Regions from separate parts of the Mus musculus genome. Here regions 1 and 2 are each linked to region 3. The links are chromatin loops, found by intact Hi-C in ENCODE. Cell type or tissue: heart. All regions are shown on one strand.

The links. Hi-C counts contacts between places; a loop is a spot of excess contacts. Peaks named below come from ENCODE experiments on the same cell type or tissue, not always from the same donor. Only the 100,000 strongest peaks of a DNase experiment are listed, where the experiment ranks them.
Region 1: it touches region 3 in a loop (5-fold over the local background); 4 of 42 quality-filtered maps call a loop at or near these places.
Region 2: it touches region 3 in a loop (8-fold over the local background); 26 of 42 quality-filtered maps call a loop at or near these places.

What each region holds. Positions count from the first base shown.
Region 1 is chr6:128,476,092-128,484,091 of GRCm38, reverse strand. Pzp (PZP, alpha-2-macroglobulin like) reads left to right here. Exons shown (of 36, transcript NM_007376.4): 36 at 366-525. The coding sequence ends at 388. The region is part of intron 2 of Gm10069 (predicted gene 10069); the gene reads right to left. Among named protein-coding and RNA genes, the nearest start is that of Gm10069, 41 kb to the right of the region's middle. In heart, no CTCF peak of the experiment used is centred here; a DNase peak (open chromatin) is centred at 4,141; H3K4me3 peaks cover 794 bases.
Region 2 is chr6:128,315,165-128,323,164 of GRCm38, reverse strand. Tulp3 (tubby-like protein 3) reads left to right here. Exons shown (of 11, transcript NM_011657.2): 11 at 1-2,004. The coding sequence ends at 86. Among named protein-coding and RNA genes, the nearest start is that of Tead4, 18 kb to the right of the region's middle. In heart, a CTCF peak has its summit at 4,616 (motif pointing left); no DNase peak of the experiment used is centred here.
Region 3 is chr6:128,406,490-128,414,489 of GRCm38, reverse strand. Nrip2 (nuclear receptor interacting protein 2) reads right to left here. Exons shown (of 6, transcript NM_021717.2): 3 at 7,918-8,000; 4 at 7,015-7,136; 5 at 6,752-6,804; 6 at 5,555-6,506. The coding sequence ends at 6,414. Itfg2 (integrin alpha FG-GAP repeat containing 2) reads left to right here. Exons shown (of 12, transcript NM_133927.1): 5 at 206-345; 6 at 817-965; 7 at 1,290-1,387; 8 at 1,480-1,533; 9 at 1,700-1,791; 10 at 2,808-2,925; 11 at 3,824-3,997; 12 at 4,073-5,046. The coding sequence ends at 4,176. Among named protein-coding and RNA genes, the nearest start is that of Nrip2, 11 kb to the right of the region's middle. In heart, no CTCF peak of the experiment used is centred here; a DNase peak (open chromatin) is centred at 3,179.

The DNA of each region.
Region 1 (8,000 bases), 70 kb before region 3:
AGACTTTAAAAACAAAAAACAAAAAAATTAAGTCATCTAATGTTTACATTCTATTAACACACATTTTTCTAAGACACTTAAATGTACACTGGATAAGTTCAATGTCACTGCATTTAGCCACACGGCACAGCAGGGCAGGTCTCATACATAAGACATTCCTTTAGATTGATTGACAGGGTCACTCTTTCACAACCAATCATTTTCCACAATACCTTTGGTTCTCATTTTTAAACTTTGAAGAAAATCTGAGAACTGTTTTGTTGTTAAAGACAGTTAAAATTAAAGGTTTATAATTGAATATTAAAATTAGTTCTTTCAGTAGGTGTGCAACTCCCCTTGATATTTCTAACTATTCTTCTATTTAGGCTCTGAACAAGGAAATGCTTAAAAGTCGGAACCTATAGATGTCCTCAGAAGGACTCCTCCACACATGAAGAACCAAGAAGAAAGACAGCAAGATAAACGGAAGGGAATTAAAAAACCATAACATTTATATGTTGAATAAAGTTATGACATTTACATCTGTGGGTTTTTTTTTCCTTTTTGTACTTTTATCTTTATATTTATTTTCTGAAATAAGGTTTTTATTCTCTGTGGCACTTTTAACAATACCTAACGAAGTTGTAAAAAGAGAGACACTGGGCTGGAGAGGTGGCTCAGTGGTTAAGAGCACCAACTGCTCTTCCAGAGGTCCTGAGTTCAATTCCCAGCAACCACATGGTGGCTCACAACCATCTGTAGTGGGGTCTGGTGCCCTTTTCTGGCATGTCTGATAACAGCTACAGTGTATTCATATACATAAAATAAATAAATCTTTAAAAAGAGAGAGAGAGACTGGGAAATTTAAAAAAAAAAAACAAAAAACAAAAAAAACTGTTTGTTAGCCCGAAAGGACATGGAGAAAATGAACCTCGGTTTTCTAATATTGGAAAATGGCCCCAATGCTCATCAATAAGGCCATTGGTGGTCACACAAACTGTGACATGATCATACCAGGGCACTGTTGCACAATATTAGATGGTGCACACAATCTATAATCTCACCTACCTACGGTTGTTTTTCAATAAACTAAAAAAGTTCCAGATGAATAAAGAAAGAGATGGTGTCAGAAGTGAGGGTGACACAGTTGGTTTTTTTCTTTTCCAATTCACTCTTAAAACTGTTTCTAACTTTAATGTATAATTTCACTTGATGTATCTCATGAGAACACTTAAAATGCTTACAAATGAAAACAACCAACAGAACTGTGGTGATTTGTATATGCTTGGCCCAGGGAATGGCACTATTTGGAGGTGTGGCCTTGTTGGAGCAGGTGTGGGCCGTAGGTGTGGACTTTAAGACCCTCATCTTAGCTGCCAGTCTTCTCCTAGCAGCCTTCAGATGAAGATGTAGAACTCTCAGCTCCCCCTGCACCATGCCTGCCTTGATGCTGCTGTGTTCCCACCTTAATGATAATAGACTGAACCTCTGAACCTGTAAGCCAACCCCAATTAAATATTGTCCTTATAAGAGTTGCCTTGGTCATGGTGTCTGTTCACAGCAGTAAAACCCTAACTAAGACTAGAACTTTATTTTATTTACATATTTTCATGCTGAATGCGTTCCCATGTCAGAAGTTTTTGTTGCTTTGGTTGCTTCTAGAATATCTTTTCTTCTGAACAGCCTTGTCTTCCGTCTTTGGAACAGCTTGTTTGTTTTCAGTGTGGACTGTCTCCGTGTAGCGAGGCAGGGGAGCTCACTGGTGGGCTAATGGCCATCCTGGATGCTTTGTTCAGCTGGATGTTTAATGATAAAAGAATCTACACCCAAGCCCTCACGCTGAACTTTTGGTTCTCAGGCATCTTGTCTCGTTACTGTTCACTCCCAGAAGTTACTGCCTGCCTCTCAGGGAACATCATGCATAGCTACTCAGCCTGAGGCTTGGATAGACACTTAACCAGCGTGGGTTACAAAGTCCCACAGACGGACAGCAGGAACATGCAGAGACATTTCTGAGTGGGTCTGCTCATCCTCTGACATGCCACAAAGTTGTAAGCGTCAGACGAGCTCATGATTCGTGAGCTCAGCCTGACCTGAGAATGGAAATCAAGACATGAAAATTTCTAAATGCGTTTTAAGCTCTGGTGTGTAGATCAGGCACTTCCTTCACAATGCGACAGGGCACCAAGCACAAACCATAGATCTACAAATTGATTCAGGAACAGTCTGATGAAGTCACATCTCCAAGCATCAGATAACCAGAGACTTTGGTGGTGCCCTGCTGCCATCTAACCCAGCCTAGTCCAGAATTGCTTCTCCCTTTGTATCATATCTATACTGTAACGACATTTGAAACCTGCTTGGGTGGTATCAACTCAGGTCGTAGACAGCTGAATCACATCAATTTGCCCAATCCTGACTTTCTCATTTAGAGACTGTTCTGGAGAGTTCCACAATTGCGGTGTTTTTCTAAGAGAATCTGGGTGGTGCTCTAGGGCCCCACACAGTGACTGGAAGCTGAGGAACTATAGCCAGACCTCAGGTGGAAAGTGGGTCCTGCTTTAGCCTGGGCGTGCTTTGCCATCATGAGGACCCTGTTAGCAGAAGAGTGGGATACTCAGATGACAACTGACAGAGAAGGGTACACCCTAAGACCCCTCCTTTCTCCACTCCCTGTGGCCTTGGAGGAGCCTGAAGGAGGAGCAGTGCATACAGAAACCAGGAGAGAGGCTGTGTACTGTATCCGAGAATCTTGGAGTGGGTAACGGGCAGTACTGCCTTCAAATCATGGACACCTGAGAGCTAGGAAGAAATGAATCCCATTGTGGTCTGGGAAGAGATTCGGATGTCGGTGTCAGGCTTGCCACACTTCATGGTCTTCAGAAGCCAAGCTGAGTCCCAGGCACATGCTGGCCTCAAGAATGCCTTTTCGTAACAGTTATCAGCTGTCACCTCCCATCTCGAACTGAGGGTACAGAGTGTGGCACGGCAAAGTTCATTCCAGATCCTCTGTGTTCACAAACTGACATGTCAACTTTTCCGTGCTGTTCAGTGTCTGAAAACAAGCTGACTCAGTGGAGTCCCCTACAGAGAGCGGACCACAGAGGAAACCTGTTCAAATGCCCTACAGTACTTGTCTGAGCCAACATAAAGAAGGCAAGTACTGAAAATAAAGATAATTATTGCCTTCAAATCCCAGACAGCTCTGCGACAAGGCTGGGAGTACGTCCCCACCATGGTGCCATATTTGACTATGCCATCTTTGAGATCCCACTTGGGAGACCACAGTGCCTAGGGTGATCCAGGCCAGTCTCATCCAGGCTCTATTTACACAGCTGCCTCCTTCCGCAGATCTCTCTTCTCTGCTGTGAAGTCTGATAAATCAGAGACAGTCTCTCTAATAAAGACAAACCCAATAGTTCAACAGCTACTAGGGGCCTGCATGTCTAAAGGAGAGTGGGAGGTGGGGGGGAAGAAGAGGACATGGTCACCAGCATGTGTTGCCACAGCCAGTGACAAAGGCTCTTCTTTTTTGCTCTTTTTTTTTTTTAAAGATTCATTTTATTTATATGAGTACACTGTAGAAGAGGGCATCGGATCTCATTACAGATGGTTGTGAGCCACCATGTGGTTGCTGGGAATTGAACTCAGGACCTTTGAAAGAGCAGTCAGTGCCCTTAACTGCTGAGCCATCTCTCCAGCCCCGACAAAGGCTCTTCTGTCCTGCAGTTGCTAGGACAACTAGCCTCTGCCATTGAGTTTCCATTTAAAGGGATGATGGGTTCACTGGTGTCTGTCATGCAGGATGCCAGAAACACACAGCAGGAGTCTGCTCCTCCTGGCACCGTGCAGTGCTAGCCCTCGTGGGCATTGGCCCGCTGCGGCCCGCTGTGGCCCGCTGTAAGCCTTGCCATCCCTGGAGCCCTGCAGACCTGTAGATAAGACGGGGGCTAAAACTTTGAGGAGACCCTTCCTCACACCGTGTCCCATCGTTTGCCTGTCTGCTGGGGGGGAGGGGCTGGGGAGGGGTGGTTCCTGAAGGAACCGCAAACCAAGAAACGTCCTCCCAGGTGCACCCCTGCTGTGGGCCTTTCCTGTCATCCACGCGGGCAGCCAGCAGGGGGGGCAAGAGCCATTCTGTTTTCCTATCCCTGACTCCCTCCCCCTCGACCTAGAGGAAATCAGCCGCAAGGGGGAGCTAGAGGGAGACGGCTGTCCTCAGCACAGAGTCTTTGCAGGAGATTCAATTCATATCGGAAACACAGAGCCCTGACAAATTTATAATAGACCAGTTCCTTCCTCCTTCCCTGACTTCTCAGCCCGGAGCTGATCTTCATTTCACCGAATGTCTAGATTATCTCACTTTCTCCTTAAGGAAGCTGGTAGTGGGAGAGAGGGAGGGAGGAAGAGGGGGGTCAGGGGCAGGAGGAAGACCTACTCTCTGGAATTCGTTGCAAAAAATGTGAATGAAAGCCGGGCGTGGTGGCACACGCCTTTAATCCCAGCACAGTGGGAGAGAGGGAGGGAGGAAGAGGGGGAGGCAGAGGCAGGAGGATTTCTGAGTTCGAGGACTGCCTGGTCTACAAAGTGAGTTCCAGGACAGCCAGGGCTATACAGAGAAACCCTGTCTCGAAAAACAAAAACAAACAAACAAAAAAAAAAAAAGTGTGAATGACGCTTAAGGATGAAGAGGGAGGTTTCAATTTGATAGCTGTAGCGGTACGTAGGGTGCTGGGGCATTCCCCGGGATCTTCTCTCTGTATTCATGCGTTTGTTTAAAATGTCTTTGCTAGAATTAAAAAGCAGTAACCCAAGTCCTCAGGACCCGGTGAAGTATTGTCTGTGCTGAGGTACCATGGATGCAGGCTACAGCTTCAAATAAAACCTCCAGTGAACGAGCTCTGTAGCATTAAACAAGACGTCTTTTTCAGTACCCAGTCCCTCCTCTGCCCTGCTTTAAACCCTCTAACCTACACTCCGGGCAAAAATGGGTGAGAATCACGTTAGTATGTGGCTGCTTCAGTTACATGCATGGGCTGGGGGGGGTGGGGGGGGGCAGGGGGCTTGGTACACTGATGGTGTGCAAAGGAAGGGACAGTCACTGAAGACTCTGCCTCTCACCTGAGACAGGACAGTGGCGACCCAAAGTCAAGGAGAGATTCTCAGACATGACTTGAAGAAAGACTTCCCCCTTCCCCACCCCAGAAATCACTACTCAGCCACCCTCTGCTTCAGCTGGGTGAAGACCCTGGGAATTTCCTGTCACCCTGAAGCCTCAAGTGGAGTCACCTGAGGCCAGTGAGTCCGATGGCCTAGGCCCCTCAACTGTCCACCACCCATTGGCCAATTACACAGTTTTGTATCTGACTTTGTTTTTACGGTTTTTATTTGTCTGTTTGTTTTTGTATTCTTTGTTCTAAACACGATTCCTCCAAATTGAGTTAGCATCACTTCCTCAAAACACTACTGTTTAGCTTTAGGGTGGGAAAGGAAAAGAGGTTCAACCAGTGTTTTAACAGCAGCAACAGGGCCTCAGGTGGCACAGCGGGGTCTCTGAGGTACCTCAAAGCAAGCAGAGCAGGGTGTCTGCTGTTTAAGGTTTCAGACAGAAGGGAAGAAAAGTAGGCTTAGTTAATATGTGGCCTATGCTGCATGGCCAAGGTAGGGGAATAGGTCATACTTGGGTTAAATGACAGGGGTCGTCGATCTGTCTGGGTAAGGGGGTGAGGCCTAGTTAATGTGTGAGCCATTTCCGGGACAGTAGTCAGGCAGATCCTGCCACTCATCCCTGTGTAGCGGGGTGGGGGAACCTCCGTGTGTCCTTGCTCTCTTTGTAATCTTCTCTGCTTATGGCCTGGTAAACTGGAAGACTTGGGGTCTCAAGTCAGGAAGCAGTCGGCTTCCGGCTGAATTAGGGCGTCATTGGGTTAGAAGGTCTCCTTGTTTGGTAGTGGGTAGTCAGGAGACAGTCCTTGGGTCAGAGACACCATGGTATTTGAATTCCCGTACCAGGAGGACACAGGGGGACATTGTCAACTTGTGAAACCATTTGGAGTTGGATTTGTTGAATTCTGGAATAAATGAACAAGGATAATTACAGGAGTTACCAACTAAACCGGCACATCAACGGAAGCAGCAGGAAGCAACACCCAAGACTTTACTCAGCTTCCAAAAAGATACATTTGTTACTCTGTTGGACTTTTTCTGATTTGTTCAAAACAAGGAGGCAGGCTGCTTCTGAGATGGGTTAGAGGAGTTCATGGGAAGGCAAAAAAAGAGTAAAGGTCGTTTTTTAGTAGGGTTTTCAACATTGTCTGTAAAGTTAATCTCTATCAGAAACAAAGAAGCTTTTGAGTTCACACCAGGAAATCAGATTAGTCGGGATTAGCAGTTGGAGTCTTGAGTGACCTACACCAACAGGCAGAGGACCAGAAAAACTAGTTTCCTGCAGTCCTCTGTAAGGAGTTTGCCAAAGCTCAACGTCATTGTTATTCCCCAGAAGTTACTGAAAACAAGCTCTTAACGATGGTGAGGTGGCTCAGCAGGTTAAGAGCACTGCTCTTCCAGAGGTCCTGAGTTCAATTCCCAGCAACCACATGGTGGCTCACACCCATCTGTAGTGGGATCCCGTGCACTCTTCTGGTGTGTGAGGACAGTTACAGTGTACTCATTATAAATGAAATAGATACATCTTTAAATCTGTATCCAGTGAAAAGAAAACAAGCTCTGACTTAGGGAAAGAGGCCGGGAGGGATCTGGGCAAAGGGAGCTGGGAGGAGTGGGGTGGGGGGGGGGGTGTTCAGGATGTACTGTATAAGAGAAGACTATTCTCAACAGAGAGAGGGGGGCTGTAAATATTTTCATGTGAGACTTGCTGTAGTGTGGACAGCTGTGATGGGTGAATCGGCCATCTGTGCCTACCAGTTACACTGTGGCTGTAGCAACATTTTTATTCTCTGTATAACAGCCAGGAAAAAAAAAAAAGCTTTATAAATAAAATCTGGACATGTTGGGCCTCTTTTTTTAAAAAAAATGTAAAGGCCAGTTGAACACAAGCTCACTCATCTCTGCCTGTTTCGTGGTCCCAGCGACACAGCTGCCTCTAGGAATTCCCCACTGCCATCACCACCATGAAGCACTGGGTCCCTTCAAACCGTGAGCCAAAACAGACCTCTCCTCCACTCTATCAAAGCCAGAAGAAAAGCAACACTTTGGGAAATGAAAAATAATAATATACCTGAGGAAACACCCCATGTACCGTTGGGTTAGGGAAAAAAAAGTCATTCCACACTATTACCTTGGGAAAGACACCTATTTGCAGCTGCCCCCACAGAACCCCTGAGACCACATAACTCACACCCAACTCAGCAAAGCACTGTCCACCAGATCTAAGTATGCATAGCCTGCTAAATGCTAGACAGAGACACAGGAAAGACAGGACACATCTGGAGCCAGAGAGCCTCGTGTGAGGACGGTTGCCAGGGTGTAACCTCTCCTGCCCTCGGGACCCCAAGGACTGTGGTGCTGCTGCCACTCACTAGGAAACGCTCCATGTTTTGTCCAGAGCTTCTTGTAGAACAACCCTCCACTAAGCTCCCCCAGGGAGGAGGAGTACTTAAAAATGGAAAATACTGTAGAAGCTTAATTTCCTCAACTGGATAAAGGTTCATGCTCAGGTTGGGATCCCTGAGATACCTGGCCCTGTGTATGTATGTGTGTATACATATATGAATATGTATATATATACATGTGTGTGTATGTGTGTGTGTGTGTGTGTGTGTGTGTGTGTGTGTGTGTGTACGTGTATATTTCACCTCCCTCACATGCGGTCTTTGTGCACAACCAGCACAGGGTTGAGCAACACCCCAAACTAAGGGACCAGGCATATAAGCACTGAAGACCAGGGGCCTGACCGCTCCCTCAGGGCTCCAGATCCAGGAGATGGACCGAACTTTAGAAGTGTGTTCTGCCTCGATAACGAGAAGCACCACACGCATGGTTTTCCATCCTGGGGTCCATGC
Region 2 (8,000 bases), 91 kb after region 3:
CACTGGACTATAACTACCCACTGTGCGCACTTCAAGCCTTCGCCATCGGGCTGTCCAGCTTTGACAGCAAGCTGGCGTGTGAATGAGAAGCAGCAAGCAGGGGATTTCTTCACCACAGAGCCTTCAAGAGCAGAAAGCTGCTGCCTCTGCCCCTGCCCCTGCCCCTGCCCCTGCCCCTGCCCCTGCCCCTGCCCCTGCCCCTGCCCCTGCCCCTGCCCCTGCCCCTGCCCTAGCACAAGAAGAGCAACATTCTGCCCCTCTGGTGAATGATCCAGTGTGTGTGTGTGTGTGAATGTGCATGTGTGTGTTTGTTTATACATGCATACACATTCACACATGGATGCATGCTTCCACGTACTCGTTCATGCCTTCTCTGAACTTCAGAGACCTGGTCATAGATTACAACTTCTCATGTGTGAGAGATGGCTTAAAGCACAGGGAAGTAGACACCCAGGCACACTGGTGTCTCCTGATCGCACAACAGACTCTGTGTGGTGAGTGTAGCTTTCATGTGCTCGGGCACTTCCAACAGAATCAGGTTCTAATGATTTAATACTTGGGCCTCCTGTTTTGAAGGCCCTTTCAAAAGGGGGCTTTTCCCTTGGATGCCTTTAGCCCAGGAGCCTGCAGCCTTCCTCAGCCAATGGTCTGATAGTGTCTCTTGCACTGACCCCAGTCAGGTCCTTTAGCACAAAACAGCCATAACTAGTTGGTGCACAAAGAGTGTAGCTGTGTCCCAATAAAACTTTATTTACAAAGTGGGCATTGGCCTAGTTTGGCCTGTGACTCTGGTTCGCAGGCCTGCCTTGGCTGTGTCCCTGTCCTCCAAGGCTGGAGCATCTTCCAGGCTAGATGTGGAGAGGCGGGGGGTGGTTTACTTTTCAGTAGCAGCAGACTGACATTTTATTTTTATTTTTACTTTATTTTTTTTTCCCATGGATCTCTGTGTAGCCCTGGCTATCCTGGAACTTATTCTGTAGACCAGGCTGGCCTCAGAGATCCACCTGCCTCTGCCCCCCAAGTGCTGGAATTAAAGGCTTACACTACTGTGCCTGGCCATAGACAGACTCTTAAGAGGAATTCTTGCCGAATCTACTCTTGGTAGCTTTTGCCTCATGGAGATTATGGCTGCAGAGTGTCATATATCATCTTGGGACATGTGACACTAGTTTGTTCGTGGGTCTGAAAGGCTCTGCTGTCCCCAGCCTGCCTCTTGCTTATTCTCAGAGTAGGTTGGTGGGCAGCCATCTCAGAAGCATGACTGTGGCCAGATCTTCGGAATCTTTGCTCTCTGGAATCTTAATCTAGTGTCTCCTTAGAGGCAGCAAGAGTCTTGGTGAGGAGGTCACCTCGCCGACACTCCACAGGCTTTGCCTGTCAGCTTTGTCCTCCAGCCTCGAAACCTGGCCCACACCAGTGGAGACACTGCCCTGCATGCTGAGTCTTTGAGATCTTGAACATCTCGAACATCTCCCAGCGAATCATGACAAATTCCTCAAGGTCCCCAGCCTACAGTGTACCTGAACTTAAGAATTCAAAAACTTTGGGTCTACATTCAGTGGTCCCCCACTCTCAAACTGGCAACTGCTCCGTGGTTTTTCCTGTATGGAGGAGGTCCCTGCATCCCTGCATCCTGTTGCTCCATGCTCACAGCTGTGTGACGACTACAGCGTGAGATCTGGGAGGTGAGACCTGTGCTAAGGCCAGTGTCTTGCCTGTCCCTTCAGATGTCACTGTCTCTGCCTCTGGCAGGCGTCCCATCAAGTGCCTTGTTCATAAATGTGCTCTGAAACCTGACACACCTCTGCTTTCCCAGACGAGCCACCTTTGTTGAGTGAAAACTGCTCTCTGTCTCCACTTGAAGGGGGTGGGGCTATGACTTTCTGCCCAGCCTAGAGAGCTGTATACTCCCATTTCATGGACTCTGCTTGAGTGTGCAGGTTTTACATGAATTCTATTTATACCTTTTGTATGCCACATAAATAAAGATAATTTATATAAAGATGTCGCTTTCCCAGAATACCATCCCTTGGGTTTCTCCTGTTGTGTTCTTTAAGCTCTTTGAGCCAAGTAGCAGCAGAATTGGGTCTTTGGGGTGGAGGTGGGGGCACCACAGACTAAGAACCCAGTTTAGGAGGCAGCATAAAAGTGTCATACTCACGATCTTGGAGCTCTGCATGAATTGTGGAACTCAGCAGACTGCACTAGGGGCCCAGGATGGCCAGGCCAAATCATCTTGGACACTGGTCAGCCTCCTGGATCTAACAGTAAAACTGTGTGTGTGTGTGTGTGTGTGTGTGTGTGTGTGTGTGTTAGGATCTTGTGGCTATTCAAGGCTATACTGGAAAGCAGCCCAGGCTGCCTTTGAACTCACACCCCTCCTACCTCAGCCTCTAGCACTGAGACTAAGAGCTCTGTGCACATGTAATGGACTGTGTCACCTGATATTGATACGTGGAGAGAAAGTCTGCACTCACAGACCTTTCTAAGCTTTTACTCCTTGTTCTGGCTGGTTTTGTGTGTCAACTTGACACAAGCTAAAGTTATCACAGAGAAAGGAGCTTCAGTTGGGGAAATGCCTCCATGAGATCCATCTGTGGGGCATTTTCTCAATTAGTGATCAAGGGGGAAGGGCCCCTTGTGGGTGGTACCATCCCTGGGCTGGTAGTCTTGGGTTCTATAAGAACAAGCCAGGGGAAGCAAGCCAGTAAAGAATATCCCTCCATGGCCTCTGCATCAGCTCCTGCTTCCTGACCTGCTTGAGTTCCAGTCCTGACTTCCTTGGTAATGAACAGCAGTATGGAAGTGTAAACTGAATAAACCCTTTCCTCCCCAACTTGCTTCTTGGTCGTGTGTTTGTGCAGGAATAGAAACTCTGACTAAGATACTCCTGTTAGCAATAAAGACAAAAAAAAAAAAAAAAAAATCAAAAGCCCCAGCTGAGAATTTAGTTCCTAATAGCCTGATTTTTTCTTTTGCATAATTTTATATGACTAAAATTGTATTATGACCTTTGGGTTGTTGTTTGGTTGGTTTTTTTTGGGGGGGGTGTGGAGGCAGGTCTCAGTAATTTTTTCTGTATGGGTTGTTTTGTTTTTTTTTTTCCTGCACGTGTTGTGCACATGTGTGTCTGGTGCCCACAGAGAAGGTAACAGGGCATTGACTCTGCTTTACCTGGAGTTCCAGGTGGTTATATGCTATTGTGTGAGCACCAAGAATTGAACCCTGGTTCTCTGGAAGAAGAGCAAATGACCACTGAGCCATCTGTCCAGCCTCTGCCTCAAGTGCTGAGGTCCAAATCCTTTTGTAACGTTTTACCCTACATTCCGTGATAGAGACTTTCCTCTTCTGGTGCTGGGGATGGAGCCCAGGGCCTCGCACATGCTCAGTCGCACTCTTAGCCCCATTTTAAAGCAAGTCACTGAGCATGGTGACGTGCCTGCCGTTCCAGGCTTGGGCTGCTGAGTGAGGAGGCTCTCGAATTTGAGACCAGCTTGGGCTACGTAGTGAGGCGCTGTATGAATTTTTCTTCCTTTTTAAAGACAAGGTCTTTATATGGCATACAACTAGTCCTAGCTGGCTTGAAACTCACTGTATAGACTAGGCTGGTCCTGAACTCAGAGATCCTGCGACACTGCCTCTTGAGTGCTGGAATCAGAGGTGTGCCCCACTGTGTTCAGCCTCTGATTTTTTTTAAAGATAAAGTTTCATGTTGCCCTAGGCTAGCCTGTATCTATGTAGTTGAGGAAATACCTGACAAGTAACCCGTTTTGTAGGTGGCTGTGTTGTGTGCACATGTGCATGTGTGTGAAGGTACACATGCATGTGGAGACCCGGGGTTAACCTCAAGGGTCACCCTTAGGTGATCTTCTCATTTTCTGAGAAAACGTCTCTGTCCTGAGGTTAGGCTAGGCTGGGTGGTCAGTTGTACCAAGGACTAAGCTGGCTGGCTGTTATCACCAGGGATTAGCCTGTCTTTCTCCCAGAGCTGGGATTGCAAATTTCAAACCAGACTGGACAGGTCTTCGTGAGTTTGAGGCCAGCCTGATCTGTATAATAATAAGTTCTAAAACAGCCTGAGCAACGTACAGAGACTCTGACTTGAAAACAAAGAAGCCGGGCAGTGGTGGCGCACACCTTTAATCCCAGCACTTGGGAGGCAGAGGCAGGCAGATTTCTGAGTTTGAGGCCAGCCTGGTCTACAGAAAAAACCCCAAAAACCAAACAAAGAAAACAGGCATTTTCATGCTTGCATGGGTAAATACTTTTATCAACTGAGCCACCCTCTGGTCCCTGTGCCCGAAAATAAGTGTCTATTCTACTAATTATGTCACAGATTAGGTTGACACTTGCCATGTAATTTTCTAAGGGTGCAGAGACATCTTGGTTCACAGAGGGAACACTGGAACTCCTTGTCCCCAGACTGGTTCCTTCAGAAAGAATGGCCTTTTTTTGGTTTGCTGTTAATTTTTTTTTAATCCTCAGTATTGAAGAGCAACAAGGTACCCCCACATGCTTGTAATGCCAGCACTCCTAGCCGAGGCCAGAAACCTTTAATGCAGATCTGGTCTACACAGCCAAACTAATAAGACTTCGGAGAGTAAGATGTGTTTGGCGCCACCCTGTGGACAATAATTTGCATTACAAGTTCTTAGGACCTATATTACAATTCTCTCAAGGTATGAAAACTCTAGTGTGGTGGTTTGTGTATGCTCGGCCCAGGGAGTGGCACTATTTGGAGGTGTGGCCTTGTTGGAGTAGGTGTGTCACTGTGTGTATGGGCTTTAAAACTCTTGCCTAGCATCCTGGAAGCAAGTCTTCCACTACCAGCCTTCAGATGAAATCTCAGCTCCTCCTGCACCATGCCTGCCTGGATGCTGCCAAGCTCTCGCCTTGATGATACTGAACTGAACCTCTGAACCTGTAAGCCAGCCCCAATTAAATGTTGTCCTTATAAGAGTTGCCTTGGTCGTGGTGTCTCTTCACAGCAGTAAAACCCTAACTAAGACAACTAGCTAAAAAAAATTGTGTGTGTGTGAAACACATACACACACACACACACACACACACACACACACACACACACACACACACACACGGAGGGGGTGGGGGAGGGGAGGGATTGAGTCTTGGTAGGCAAGCTTTCTCCACTAAGCTACATTCCCCATTCTGGCTCGGAGAGATGGCTCAGAGGCCGAGTCTAACCTCTAGCACTTACGTGATAGCTCACAACCATCTGTAACTCCAGTTCCAGGGATCAACCCCCTCTTCTGACTTAAGCAGTCACCAGGAACACACATGGTGAACAGGCAAATTGACGAACCAGCCTGCCTCCATCTTAGGCTTAAAAGCCATCTTATAGTAAAGACGAACAAGGCTCATGTCGGTTTGTGATTAAACCTGTTTCTCAAGGATTGGGCTATGTCCCACCTGTGACCTTAACTACAAATGGTTTTGTACTACCTGTCCCAGGACACAGTAACCATGTCTTTGTTTCAATATATATAACCAATTTACAACCCAATTTGTTTGGAAAGGTTGTTATGACTGCCTTGCAACATCCCCTTGCCACCATGGCTGTTTCAGATGGTCATCATGACTAAGTTGCCCTGCTCTGCTCTGCTCTGCTCCCATAACCCATAACTTGCCTATTTTGCCTGCCAAGTCCCCCATTTGGAAACCCCTACCCCTGATCTATAAAGACCACATCCAATGCTGATGTCTGGAATTCTGCCTTAGGGGGAAGCAACCTGTGTACACCAATAGAAACGTTTTCTTTGATTACTTACTTGCTTTAATTAAAGAATTTGGCCGTGATTTGTGTCCGTGGTCTTTCTCCTCGAATTTTTGGGATTAAAATATATGCAGGCAAAACACCCATACACCATCTTTTGTTTTGCATTTCAAGACAGGGTTTCTCTGTGTCGCCCTGGCTGTCCTAGAACTCGATCTGGAGACCAGGCTGGTCTCAAACTCGGAGATAACCCTGTCTCTGCTCCTGAGTGCTGGGATTAAAGGCGTGCAACCACTACTTCCTGCCTTTACACACCTTTTCTTAAAAATTATATCTTATGCCAGACATGGTGGTGCAAGGCTTTAATCCCAATACTTGGGAACCAGAGACAGGGTTATCTCCGAACTCATAGCTCTGTGAGTTCAAGGCTAACTTGGTCTAAATAGTGAGTCCAGGACACAAACAGTACTACATAGAAAGACTCTATTACAAAACACACACACTGAGAGAGACTGAGAAAGAGAGAGAGAGAGAGAGAGAGAGAGAGAGAGAGAGAGAGAGAGAGAGAGGGAGAGAAAGTAAATGATCTTTATACAAAAGAAAATTATCATGGATGCATCTGGGTAACTGTGAGTCCTGACCCTACCTCCCATGTGCCCATTTAAAATGTTTAAGATTCTCTACTTTCAATCCAAGAAAAGCAGCCCTGACCTTAACTGACAATTTTACTGTTTCATCTCACTAATCTCACTATGGAACCCTGGCTGGTCAGGAACTCACTATGCAGACCAGGCTGGACACAACTCATGAAGATATTCCTGCCTCTGCCTCTTGCGTTCTGGGTTTTAAAAGTATGTACCACCAGACGTGGTGGCACACGCCTTTAATCCCAGGATTTGGGAGGCAGAGGCAGGTGGATTTCTGAGTTCGAGGCCAGCCTGGTCTACAAAGTGAGTTGACAGCCAGGGCTATACAGAGAAACTCTGTCTCAGAGAAAAAAAAAAAAAAGTATGTACCACCATGCCCAGTTTAATGGACATTAAAAAACAAACAAACACACACTTTTAAAGCATGTGACCCAGGACATGGTGTCCAGCTCAGCCCCAGGCTCCTTCCATGCTGCCTTCCCACACAGCAGGCCTGGGCAGGAAAACTGGCAGGTACAGAGGAGACTGGTTTTGTTTTCTTTTTAAAATCCGTGGTGTTGGGGTAGAACCCAGTGCCTCTGAAGTGGAAGGCAGGTGCCCTTCAACTACACTACATCCCCAGGTCCTTGGCACCTGGGTTTGGGATTTCTACCTTTTGGTTAGGTGGGCTCTATCACTTCTAGGCTAGAGGGTCAGAGAGCAAATGACAGGAGGGGGAGGGAGGCAAACTCACCTCCAGCCCAGGAAGCAGAAGAGAGGGGAGTGAGCCAGGTCCTCCATCCGCCCTGGAAGGTGTACCCCCAATGGTCTAAGGGTCTCCCATCAGACTCCACCTCCTTACTCACCTCCTTACTCACCTCCTGATTGCCCAAGCTGGAGTTAGCCTTTCTATACAAGGCTCTTTGAGCACCCGTCAGCATCTGAATTGTAGCGGTGCATGGGAGTCTGCCTGGCCTGTGACCGCCTCTTAGACTCATCTGTAGTTTACAGAGTTCCCGGAGACTCGGGACAATCTGCATACTCACATGAGTCCCGTGATCCTCCAGCACTTCTAGAATGATGATTAGCCGGCAGTTCTACTTGTAAGCTGGGAGCAAGAAGGCTAGTTTGAAGAGGGAATAAGAGAGCTGGCAAAAAAAAAAAAAAAAAAAAAAAAAAAAAAAAAAAAAAAAAAAAAAAAAAGAGCGGGAATTCGATGCTGTTAAAGGTGAGGGCTGGAGCCGGGCGTGGTGGCACACGCCTTTAATCCCAGCACTCGGGAGGCAGAGGCAGGCAGATTTCTGAGTTCGAGGCCAGCCTGGTCTACAAAGTGAGCTCCAGGATAGAAACCCTGTCTCAAAAAAAAAAAAAAAAAAAAAAGGTGAGGGCTGGCTAGATGGCTCAGCAGGTAAGGGGGCTTGCGGCCAAGCCTAACACCCCCAAGTCTGATCCCTGGGCCAGTTCCCAGCGGTTGTCCTCTGATGGCCATCGGCACAAAAGAAAACAAAATGGTAAATTGTTAACTGTTGCCTGGTTTTCCTTTTGGATTATTTTACATTATGCTAAACCGGGTATGTTAGGTATTAAGAAAGTGTCTTGGTCACCTTTTCTGTTGCACCAATAAAATGCCCAGATAAAGC
Region 3 (8,000 bases):
AGAAGCTGCATGAGCCCAAGGCCAGGCGGGGGTGGGCAGCAACCATAACAGCCCTAAGGTATGGCGAGTGGCTCAGAAGTCTGGGCATGAAGCTGCTCTCAATTGAAAGTGCGAGGAGTGCATGCAGGCTGTGGAAAGGCAGCCATGGGCTGAAGCTGACCAGTTGAGGTTTGGCTCCAAACCCATTGTGTTTCTGTGCCTACAGATGGAGATGGGTGTTACGAGCTGGTGGTAGGATACACAGACCGTGTGGTGCGGGCCTTCCGCTGGGAAGAACTGGCTGAGGGGCCTGAACACCTGGCAGGGCAGTTGGTGTCCCTCAAGAAGTGGATGCTGGAGGGTCAGGTAAGAACGGTGAACAGAAAAGGCTTACGGAAAGTGGGGCCATCAGGGAAGAAAGGAAGATGTCCTTGCTGAGAGAGATCCGGGTCATTTTTGACAAGGTCCCAGTGGGGTTCTAGTAACAGGTCTAGAGTGCAAGGAATGGTGGACTGAGAATTCAGTGTGTGAGGTGTGTGGTGTGAACCAGGTCAGAGCCACTGGGCACCCAGCAGAAAGCAGATTGACTGAAGAGGGGATGGTAGCAGACAGGCATTCATGAACCGTAGAACTCCTGTCCCTGTCAGAGCTGGAGGGTAATTCTGAGAAGCCCTGCCTTTGTCTCCCCTGTTCCTAGTGGCAGAGTCTGTCTCCCTCCCTCCCTCCCTCCCTCCCTCTTTTCCATTCCTCCCTCCCTCCCTCCCCCCCCCCCTCCCTCCCTCCCTCCCTTCCTTCCTTCCTGCTTTGTTCCCACTAAGACTCTGTTCTCTGGTGCAGGTAGACAGTCTCTCTGTGACCCCAGGGCCTCTGGGTGTGCCTGAGTTGGTTGTGTCGCAGCCAGGGTGTGCTTATGCAGTTCTGCTGTGCACCTGGAACAAGGACACTGGCTCCCCTCCTGCCTCTGAGGAGGCCACAGGAGACAGTAGGTAAGGGAATGGGTGGCTGGTACATCAGTATAAGGACATGGTGGTGAGACAGATCTGCAGGTGCCAGGGCTCCACCATCTAAGTCCCCAGCCCAGCCCATTAGAAAAGGCTGTTTAGGGACAGGAGTCCTGGGCCTTTAACCTTAAAGCATGCGAGCATCTTGAACCATTCAGTCAGGTCTCAGGACTCCTTCTGGCAGCCCCATCCATTTGCTCCATGGATCTGAAAGAGTCAGGGGTGGGCTTCTGGAGTTGGGGAAGCTCCTGCAGAGAGGAACTCGGCTCCCTTGGCTTTCTGTTGGCCTAGTCTCTCTTTCACCCACAGGGAGACCCCAGCTGCCCGAGATGTAGTCCTGCACCAGACATCTGGCCGGATCCACAACAAGAACGTCTCCACTCACCTAATTGGCAACATCAGACAAGGTAAAGGAGGGAAGGAGCTGAGGGAACCAGGCAGTGCTGGGAGAAAGGAGACCCAGGACCTGCCCTCATTCCTGCCTCCATTCCCCACGTAGGTCATAACCCTGAAGGTGGTAACGCAGGCCTCTTCGCCCTGTGCACCCTGGATGGTGAGTAGTCCTAGGCTGGGTGAGGTGGGGATCTGCCTGAGGGGTCTGCACACACGCACACTCACACATTGACAAACACATACACTCACATACTCCTGTACACTCACACGCACACTCACAGCTACATTTACATACACACACACACACCTCGCCTCTCCTCCTCTAGGGACACTGAAGCTGATGCAGGAAGCAGACAAGTTGCTGTGGTCTGTGCAGGTGGATCACCAGCTTTTTGCCCTAGAGAAGCTGGATGTCACGGTGAGTGGACTTCTGCCATTTTCTGAGATTCATTTGTTTAATTATGTTCATGTATATGGATGTTTTGCCTGCATATATGTCTGTGTGCCACGTGTGTGCCTAGTACCCATGGAAGCCAGAAGAGACCATCAGACCCCCTAGAAGTGGATTTACAGATAGTTGTTAGCCACCTTGTGGGTGCCAGGTGCTCTGGGAGAAAAGCTAGTGTTCTTAATCGCTGAGCCATCATTCCAGCCCACCCCAGGAGCAGACATTTAAATCAGCTCTTCTCACATCCCAGTGAACACTGAGCCTTTTCCTCAGACCTGAGGTGAGTGTGTCTGTCACGCTCAAGTGTGCCCTCATAGCACACAATTTAGTTCTTCTCTATGAGTCTACTAGAAAATCATTTTCAGGCCTGTCAGCCCAAATAGCAGCGCTAACAGAGAACAGGCACTAGGTCTAGCCGTGGGTTATTAGTCATGAATACAGATGCGTGGTCTGTTTTGGTCTGTGCTGCTTCTCCTTGTCCATGAGTCTGTGTGATATCACTGTGGCCCCTCATTTGCCAGATGGGCCCACACTGATTATACTACCACGGGGGCAAGCCGGGTGGCTTTGACCAGAACAGACCTGTACTTGGGTTGTGATCCTGACACGTGACTTTATCCCTCTTAGCAGAAATTTCCCAGATAAAACTGAGAATAATGTTGACATCATCATAGTGTTGCTTTGAATATTAGGCAGAGTAAGTCAGTGATTGCCTGTTGCCCCCTTGGCACATGGAGAAATACCCTAATTTATAGTTTGCCACCCAGAGTCAAGTTCATGGTCCTTTATGTCTCTCCTGATGGCTTCCACTCCACCATCAGATCTTTTTTCTCGTTTCTTTTCTTTTCTGACACAGCATCTTGCTATGAGCTGTGTAGCACAAGCTGGCTTCTGCCTCTGGCCTCTGCAGCACTCATTACAGGCGTATGACACTACATCTGACTAGTCTCTTATGAAAATGGCATCCTGTCTTTGACCTTTTTCAGGGCAATGGGCTTGAGGAGGTGGTAGCTTGTGCCTGGGATGGACAGACATATATCATCGATCACAACCGCACCGTTGTGCGCTTCCAAGTGGATGAAAATATCCGTGCCTTCTGTGCAGGTGGGATGGTGGCCTCTAACTAAGCTCAGCTACTCCAGCTTAGTAAATGTGCCAGAAAGTGGTTGACTCACTCCTGTTCAATGTCGCCCTTGAAAGATGTCTTCATGCCTGAATGGGCTCCTTAGCTGTCACTAGTGGTCATGGGTGGGTGCCATGCTGCCCTCTTGACAGTTTGTTAGGAGGAAATTTTTATTTATTCTTACCTGTATGAGTGTTTGCCTGGATGTATGTCTATGTGCCGTGTCTGTGCAGTACCCACAGAGGCCAGAAGAGGGCACCATATCCCAAGACTAGAATTACAGACAATGGCTAGCTACCATGTAGATGTTAGTTAGGAATTGAACCCCAATCTATGGAAGAGCAGCCAGTGTACAGAGCCATCTCTCCAGCTCTAGCATGGTAGTTTGGAATACGAAGTAAAGCACAGTGTGGCCTCCATCTTTAAATACATAGAGGATGGGATGACTGGGAAAACATTTCCACCCGAGCATGCCAAGCTGAGGAAAACACTTCCAGGGTATTCCCCACAGTCCTCAGCTGCGGACTTTGAAAAGCAGCAGTGGCTATTTGGGTGTATCTGGCCACTAAAGTGACAATGGGCTGAGGGTGTTACTCGGTGGTAGAGCTGGCATGTACAAAGCTGTGGGCTCGGACTCCAGGACCCCACAATAAATGGAAGGAGTTGGAAAACACGCAGTTACCTGAAAGGTTGATGTGTGCCTTGGAAGAAAGGAACAGGCCTTCCTCTCTGACATCCTGTTACCTACCCCTTGCATTCGCACAGCTGCCTCTTTTATTCCAGATCACTAAGATGAGAAGACTTTGATGTCTTGTTCCTGTCCTCCTCCTGACACCAGGACTAAGCCTTGGTCTTTCTCTTCTTGCCCCCATCTCCCAGGCCAGTACGCCTGCAAAGAGGGCCGCAACAGTCCCTGCTTGGTATATGTCACCTTCAATCAGAAGATCTACGTGTACTGGGAGGTGCAGCTGGAGCGCATGGAGTCCACTAACCTTCTGAAGCTGCTGGAGGCTGAGCCCGAGTACCACCGCCTACTGCAGGAGCTGCGTGTGGGTGAGTGTCAACAGAGCCAGCGGGCCTGCGCCTGGGCGCCTGACGGCCTCTCACCAGTCTCTGCTTGGCCTGCAGATCCTGAAGATCTCCCTGCAGTCTGTACCCTGCTTCATCAGACTCTCTACCATCCGGACCAGCCACTACAGTGTACCCCCTCAAGCTTCCAGGACCCCACCTAGCTGGGCTCGACCACTTAGCTGGTGAAGGATCCTTCCGAGCCCCCAACCCTACCCCAGAGCGATCCATGACCTTGGAGGATGGGGAGTGTGTATTACAGAGGAAGGAGCAGAACTGGGTTCTCAGAGAGGATGGATGTGCCCCCCCCCCCCCCCCGAGAGCCTGTGATGAAGAGATCCATCGGTTGCCCCTCTGCTCGTGGCTCCTTCTCATGCTCCCTGCTCTCACTGCAGGAAACCGACTTGTGTGTGAGACAAGGCAGCAAACCTTTGCTATGTTCCAACACCTGAAAGGCTTCAGGCCTGAGGAACTGAGGGAGCATGGGGTGAGCCCCCCTCCCCCTGCTGAGTGCCGATTTTCACAGCATAGCTCCAGGCAGCTGACACTCGCAGTTATTGCAGGAATGAACGGCAGAGTATTTATTCTTTTAGGGTATTTTCCTGTCTCATCTTCCTGTGTTCTTCCATTTACTGAAGCAACTAGGTCAGGGCTTTCTCATTTTGTCATCATCTCTCTCTGGTTTTGTTTTTGTTTGTTGGTTTTGTTTTGTATGTCTCTGTGTGCAAAGGAGGAACCAGGGGTGTTCACACACCAGCCAAGTGCTCTGCCATTCAGCTGTATCCAGCACTGCCGTTCTCTAAAGTACCGTGCTGCTTGAGAGCCTCACCCACCTGCTTCCCAAACATGACTGCCTGTCGGAAACTAGATGCTCACAGTTTGTCTTACATGATGGTGCACCAGTGTACTCCCAGTTCTTGAGAGAAAGATCATGAGTCCAAAGCCAGCCAAGGCTCCATAGCAAGTTTGAGACCAGCGTGGGTCACATTTGGAGATCTGATCTCAAATAAAACAAAAAGGCGTTAACAATCTGATGCAGCTCTCCAATCTGGACTATAAGTGAGGCAGGCAGCTGGATCTCTGAGTTCAAGGTAGGTGGGTCTGTGTAGTTTCAGACCAACCATAGTGCGCGCACACCTGTGTGTGTATGTGTGTGTGTGTTGACTGTATTTATGACTGTGTAAGGGTGTCGAAGGCCTGGAACTGGGGTTACAGACAGACAGGTGTGATGCTGGGTGTTAAGTCTCAGATTCAGGCTCTCATGCTTGCATGGCAAATGCTCCAACCCACTAAGCTGTCTCCCCAGCCCTCGGGGCTTTTGAACTAAATGAATAGAGTAAAGGAACATGGAGAATGTCAGAGTCCAGGATTTACCTCACAGCGGAGGTAACACTTACTTATTACAACTGCTTGTATATCTGTACAGCACAACAGTGTAGAGTGTACTTCACAGGCCTGTGTTCCAGCTTGGGTGTCCTATGCCCCTGAGGGCATCGGTACTGTAAGCTCCTGGGGGTAAGGAGGGAGAGACCAAGGCAGAACACCTGCGCATAGAAACTGTGTTTATTCAGATGCAGAAGCAGGCTAAGGGCCTGCCCTGGGCTGGTCTGCCTTTAATGGAGCAGTAGGAGGCAGACTGGGAGGGACATTGTCTCAAAGCGCTGCAATGAGGGAGGAGTCAGGAAAGAGACCAGGAACCCCACTCCCAGAGCCTCTCGAAAGTGAAGAAAGTGAAGAAAGTGACACTTTCTATGCTGGTTCCTCTTTGGTCTACCATAGGCTTATAGGCTTTGTATTTAGTTCCCATGTAAGGGACCCAGTTCCCTGGTTTGGGTTAGATATATCATTGTCTCTCTTCCCCTAACCACGATTTGAGAGGCTGACCAGTCAGACACCCAGACATCTGCCACCCAGAAAGGCTACTGACCGCAGGCCCTCAGCTCAGGGGCTGTACCTTCTAGACCAAGTCCTACTTACTTGTCACCCCCACCCAGCTGTAAGCAGATGGGTACAGGATTAAAGGGGCATGTGTGAGGAAGGCCAGGTTGGGATGGGCTTCAGGCCAGTGGAGGCAGTAGGTAACTTTGACCTCTACAGCCAGGGTGAAGTCTAGAGCCCATTTGCTGGAGGTCCTTTTCTGTAAGTGACTTGGTTGTGCACTTGGGAAGGGATAAGAGAGAATGGGGAACCAGGGCCTCAGAGTCACAGATACTCTCGGTAGGAATTCCTAGGGCAGAAGGCAGCAATGAAGAAGCAGAGAGGGAGGTGGCCAACTGCGGGGTCAGGGTGGTGAGAAAAGAAATTAATGCAGTGGTCTCCAGATGCCCTGCTCAGGTAATACCCACTCCACACATTCTTCCCTAAGGCACGGTGTCGCCCTAGGGACTGGCTGAGACAGTGGTCACTGGCCAGGTTCTTGGTACAGAGGCAGGAAGGGCAGCTCCGAGAAGGGGGCTTTCAGCCGAAGCACTCCACGGTCCAGGTCAATGCAGCACTGCCGTGGGGACCGCGGATGTGTGGTCACCTCCCTGCCAGCTCATACCTGCTCCCTTCTTTCTGCCTCCCGCTGCTCCCATGGCCCTGCCCCTTCAGGGAGGGAACCCATTTAGTTTTCCTTTGGGGGATAATTAAGCAAGTTTCGAGTTTTCAACAACTCTCTCAGTCTTGCCAGCCTGATCCAGGCTTCCACCCTGAGCCTTCTACCTGTCCTAGCATTTTTGGGTCAGGCCCAAGTCTTACCTTGAGGGAGAGCAGGGTCTGCAGTCCCAGGCAAAATTCAGGGCTGTCCACATCTGCAGGAACCATTGGAAAACAAGGTTGGCTGTATGACCACTGCCGCCCTTCTCTGAGCACTCGCCCCTCTCCGGTCTAGTCCACCTCACCACCCCCTACCCCTGCAGCCGAGATCAGCAGAATGGGTAACAATATGCGAGTCCTGGGAGCTTGCGCTGACAGGAGCCGAAACCACTCAGAAGAGAGGTAGAAGAGATGAGAGGACTTACCCACCACCTGGGCCGAGCATGCCACAGTCTCCTGCCCCAGCTCTAACTCCAGCTGTTCTACCTGAGTTGGTGGCTCAGGTGCCACATCCCCACCGGGGGCTTTTGGGACCCTCTTTCCTAACCTGAAATGAAAGCAAGAGTTATAGCCACAACAGTCTCCAATTCCAGCCCCTTCCCCCACAACCCCAAGTTACAAAGCCAATGTAACCAAAAAAAAAAAAAAAAAAGTCCAGGTATAGTGGTGTGGGCCTTTAATTCCAGCACTTGGGAATCAGACAGATCACTTGCTTTGGAAGCCAGGCCAGTCTACAAAATGAGTCCAGGGCTATTACACAGAGAAACCCTGTCTCAAAAACAAACAAAATGCTAATACTGATCTAGGCTGCCTTTCCATTCCTTGAGCCAGGTAAGGTTCAGCTGTTTCCTGCCAGAGCTGCCCAACCAACCTCCCCCAGTTAAAGACGACATAATAGCTGTGCTGAGATCGTTTGTGCCATCAGGTTCACTCTCAGTTGTTGGTTTTGTTTGGGTTGGTGGGGGGAGGCTGTGGTTTTTGAAACAGTCTTGTGGAGCCTAGGCTGTCTCAGATATCTTAGGTAGCCAAGGCTGACCTTGGATTCCTAGTTCTTTACCCTCAGATGCTAGGTTTACAGACAGGAGCCACTGACAGCCATCTTCAATAGATACTTTGAAGATATTTCATCACCCCCAAGAGAAAACACCCACCCCAAACCCAATGTGGCCTGTAGTGTCAAACCCACATGCAGGAGGCTGAGATAAAAAGGTTGTTGAATTTGAGGCCAACATGGGCTACACAGGGAAACTCTATATCAAAAAACAAAAAGGGGGTGGCAAGGGGCGGAAATGCCGTCCACTGTGCACAGGCTTAGGCTGCGTTCTTACCCCAGGCGCCTGAGACATCCAGCAGAAATCTGGTTGTGCTGGGTCCCTGTGTCCACAGCCACTCGAAGCATCTGGTCCTGGCA